Linked DNA regions of Mus musculus: region 2 is linked to region 1. A link is a loop called in an ENCODE intact Hi-C map of the cell type or tissue named here. Cell type or tissue: heart. All regions are shown on one strand.

Region 1 (2,500 bases):
CGTAAGTGAGTTTGCTCAATTGCCTTACCAAGATGGGGTTCCAGCTGCAAGAAGATATGGAATGCACGTGCCCAGAATTAGGACTTGAGTGGTTTGGAGATGTGAAATCAGATTTTCCAAATCACTAGGCCTAAAAGACTCAGCTCTGCTCTTCAGAGAGAGTAGAAGTCAGGGGACCTGATTCTCAGAGAGCATCAATAGCTAGCCTATGTTAGCAAATAAGTAGCAAGATTACAGGCCCCCAACAGCTACCACAGGGAGATGGAGAAAGACACAGAGATAAATGGATAGAGTGCAAGGAAGGAGAGAGAGGAAGGAGAAAGAGAAACTTTGATAGCAGCAGATGAATATGACATCTCTTTCTATTTTCTTTCTGTCTGGCCCCTCAGCTCCTGCCTCTTGAGAAGTAATACATACCTACTCCAAAATCCATGTGCTTGGAGTATAAACATTCAGAACTGCACCCGGGTCTCTGAAATAGTCCCCTGAACTGATTCAGGACTTCTATCTTTTGAAACCTCCACATCATACTCCTGCAGACATTGCCTATATGGCATCCCAGACTTATATACAAGCAATGTTAGTAACAGTTGGATGTTAGCTTTGTAAGGTTGCATTCATAGGGTTCTATAGATGCTGGAAGCAACTGAGTACCCAGGGGTAGGTGAGACTGAGAGTCCTTTGCAATGCTGATAGTCACGTAATTCTTAACTTGGCGGGGGAATTACATTGTGTGGATGTAGTGTAGGACTTCAAACACATTGGTGAACTCAGAGTCAAAGATTGGTTGTGATGATAATCAGTGTGTCTAGCTTCCCTGTCTTACTCCTCCTCAAGTTTTAAGTGGATTCAAGCAATTTGAAAACAAAGGCGTATCGAACGGTTAAGCGATTTTAGCAGCCATGACTCAGCAAGGGCAGGTACATTTGGGTGATATTTTTGCAATGGCTTTTAAGTGCTCTGGGTGTCCCATTTAGACATCCATGGGGCATCTCACTACACAATGACCTGAATAATCATGAAAGAAGGCTGGGCGTTGCACATTTCTGGAAATCTATTCAAATATCTAAGCCCCCGCCCCCTTTGGATTGAAAATGAAGCATGAAGGCTTTGTATTAAGTAAGAAATATAAATGCAACTTGTAAATGTTTCAAGTTTTAGCTAGCCTCAGAAACGATACCTAAAGTTGCCTGCATTCAGACAGCACCCAGGTCCGAGAGGCCCGGGATTTCTTTGTCATCACAGCGCCCCCTGCTGGTTCAGGATGAGACCTGCAAGACTGCTTGCCCGTTTCCCTTCAGCTTTTCAGGGCCTCTGGAAACAAGGCTGGAAAACATTATCCTCAACTGAACCGTAGCCAGGAAAATCTCAGGAGGGAATTCTTTCCTGACATAAAATTAAACCTGGCTTCAGCATATCTGAAGAGGGGAAAGAAGGAAAACTTACTGTTGATGTTTCTTGGCTTGAGATTTTTTTCTCCCCCTTGTTCTTAAAGCAACATTATTTTTAAAAGCTGAAACGAGACGTGCCATCTGCCAATTTGGCCTGTCCCTCCATTCCCTTCAGTTCACATTTCACTGTCTTGTCCCAGTCCGTCCTTTTGCCCTACTCCAAAAAAAGTTGTTTAAGTGAACAAATGCTTTTCAACTCATCAGTAGGAACAAGTGGAGAGAGTGTCTTTACCTCGCACAGCAGGGAATCTGGCCTTAAAAGTTCCACAAAGTTCCAGGGATTGCGTCACCGATGTGGTAGCTTTAAACCACTGACTAACCAGGTCTGCCCATAATCTGACCAACAGATCTCTGTCTCTTGAGAAGTGGCTCAGAAGCACACGACCCTCAGCAATAGATGTTCAAGGGCGGACTGGGTGCACTGCTGAGTTAGAGCCAACAACTTGAAGGTTAAAGAGCGGGAGGGGAGGGCTTTTCCTGCCCGCCTGTTCCTGTGCTAGATGGTGCAGTGGTTATGTGATCTAGTGATTATATATGATCTAGTAATTATATGATCTAGTAAGGCTGAAGACTGTCCACTCAACCCCTGATGTGTCATGGTGTTAAAACAAAATCAAGCAAAACAAAACAATAACAACACACCTGCACGGGGGTATTTATGACCTGGGAAGTGAGACATTCCTTGTATTTCAGACATACTTGCCAAGTTAGTGCTAATCTGCGGTCATCTCTTTGTCTGGCATGACTGTTTTATTTATTTTTTCCCCTCCCCATCAAAAGCTATAGTCTGACTTATCACTCATCGCTGCCACCATTAAATAATAACAGGCAGTGTCCACTGTCCTGTTTTATTGCTTCAAGAAGAAAAAAAAATCCTGTCCTTGTAACGTTGTCGTGACACTTCTATCATGAGTTGGATAACTATTTGCAAGAGGCTTTTAATAACTTTTTATTGTGTTTCACGGGTCAGTTTGTCTGCCCATACACCACTATCAATATGCCTTCATTGATACTTCATTGGATCACTTCCATCACGGGAAGGGCAGCGC
Region 2 (2,500 bases), 97 kb before region 1:
AGGTGCATAGGATCTGAGAGAGTTAGGCTCAGCTATGGGTGATGTAGGAGACAATTCTAAACAACTGCAGAGGAATACACTGCATGTCTTCTGTTGTTCATCTCGAGGAAGTGTGAGATCCTGAGGATAGCTGTAGTCACTTAGCGATGTTTCATTTATAATCCACTTCTGCAAGTTTGAAGAAGAATCAGCTGAAATTTTGTCTGCTGACAATGACTTACCAAAAAGAACTTCTGAACTATTCAGTTCCAATTTCCTAGAACCTAAACAAGTAGCACACTGTCTTTTTATTTCATGGTTGTTCTATCTTCCTGGAACTGTATTTTAAAATGTTTATCTACTGATTATTGTTGCTATTTCTGACAATGCTGTGGGTCAAACCTAGGGCCCAGTATGTGCCAGGCAGTCGCTCTAGCACTGACTCATAAGAGTTCCCCTATACATAGGAATTGTACAGATTTAAGGGCACAGTATGAATTTTGATTATTAAAAAAACTATAAACTATACTAAACTAAAATTCCATGTAAACTAAACTAAGAGAAACTAGGTAGCACGTTTAGGTCCTTCTGTGTTCCTCCCTGCGCTTGCTCTCCTTTCTAGTCCTTCCTTCTATCTCAGTGCTTTGGAATGAGTGCATCTAGATGCCAGGCCAATCTCCCTCAACTTCCTCCCTGCTTTCATCGATTGCCCTCTGGAGTACAAACTCAGCTTCCAGGAGATGGATGAGGTTTCAATGTCCAGCATCTTTTTCTCTGGTTCTGACCTCCATTTCCTCAGGAACATTTCAGTTGCTCCCATTTCTTTTTCAGTAGTAATCTTGCTCAATGTTTGATCAACATTCACGGTAGTATTGTTTTATATGGTTGTAGCTGATGGGTGCAGACTTGATCACACTAGAAAAACTGAATATTTAGTTGGGATAGATAAAATATATGATCTACTGAGTTAAGAATAATTTTTTTTTCTTTTCCTTTCATAGCTCAGGCTGCTCTGGGATGCAATCCTTTAGCTTTAATCTCCCAAATGCTAGCTCAGTAGGTATGCACCACCATGCCTAGTGGCTAGCAACTGTTGATTCAAAGGTCTGTCTTGACTGATAAGTCCAAGGACACGTCAAGGGATGTATTGAAGTGCAATTTTAAAAACAGTATCTCCCCTGCCCTGGAACAGGCATATCTGGTAGTGTTGACTTTAGAAATACTAAAGAACTCTCAAATGTTCCATTCTGAGGTAACCTTAGAACACAACAAGGCAGAGTTCAAACTCTACCAGTTTGACAGAAATCAGGGAGCAGGTGGCAAGTTGCATTATCCTCCAGTAGAGGAGCCCCTATCTGAACAGGAAGTGGGGTTGGTGTCAGAAGGACTGGAGAGGAAAAATGCAGAGTGACTATTTCTACTTTTTCTATTATAGAGGAAGGATGGATTGAGAGGCCTCCAAAACCACAAAAGATAAAATACTGCTGGTCAGTGGAAACAGACACAGTTGCAAATTAGGAAGTTAAGCTCCACTCAGAATGGGCTGTGTGAGTTGGACCTCCCACAAGGAGAAAGGTGATCTAACAGACACAAATGGAAAAGCCTGAGAAGCACTGGCCTGTGGAGAATGGAAGAGTAGAGTGATAGATCATGGGACAGTTTAAGAATCTTACTCGCAATTCAGTTCAGTTTGACAGTCTAATCATTTAAGCTTGACAATGTCCTAGCAACCAGGAGACTGAGATAGGAGGCCTTTGAGTTTGAGAATAGCCTGAGTTTCATAATAGGACCCTGTCTAAAACATAAAAAACTCCCCTTCCCCCAAAATATAATATATTTGCTCTTTTCTTTCAAGTTGACATGGTGCAAGTACTCACAGAGTATATCCAGCAATGAATTCCAAAATCTCATCAAAAGCATATTTTTATCAAAGCGGTCTCCCTGTTTTGTAAATTTAACCAGGGAAACCCATTTAGAAATCAAACCTTGAGTTGTTTTGCATCAAGCAAGGTCAAAGTCATATTTTCAGTAAAGATGAAATCACCCCGGAACCCAGTAGTCTGACCCAGTTAAGGTTTCAGCTTAGTAAACCAAAATGATGTGTATCAAAACTATTTCTAGGACTCTGGATCATCATATGAAGTGCTTTGCCTTGGGCTGGAGAGATGGCTCAGTGGTTAAGAGCACTGACTGCTCTTCCAGAGGTCCTGAGTTGAATTCCCAGCAACCACATGGTGGCTTACAATCATCTGTAATGGGATCCGATGCACTCTTCTGGTGTGTCTGAAGACAGCAACAGTGTACTCATATACATAAAATAAATAAATAATTTTTTTAAAGCTTTGTTTTAAGAGACTCTCAAAGATAGAGATTTCCATCCCTGACAACTGTATCACCTCTACCACCAATTCATTTATGTGCCCATTAGTGAGGACCCGTTAAGTCTAAGTCTCTCTGTACCAGGAGTTTGCTTTCCATGGCATTATCAGTCATGCTTGGTAAACTCTGGTTAAGGGCACCA

What was found. Peaks named below come from ENCODE experiments on the same cell type or tissue, not always from the same donor. Only the 100,000 strongest peaks of a DNase experiment are listed, where the experiment ranks them.
Region 2: a loop joins it to region 1, with 2.9 times the contacts of the local background. A loop is called at or near these places in 2 of 42 quality-filtered maps.

The regions. Positions count from the first base shown.
Region 1 is chr15:6,237,128-6,239,627 of GRCm38, reverse strand. No RefSeq gene overlaps it. Among named protein-coding and RNA genes, the nearest start is that of Gm16311, 72 kb to the left of the region's middle. In heart, no CTCF peak of the experiment used is centred here; DNase peaks (open chromatin) are centred at 1,267 and 1,767.
Region 2 is chr15:6,333,913-6,336,412 of GRCm38, reverse strand. It overlaps a transcript of Dab2 not described here. Among named protein-coding and RNA genes, the nearest start is that of Gm16311, 25 kb to the right of the region's middle. In heart, no CTCF peak of the experiment used is centred here; a DNase peak (open chromatin) is centred at 1,442.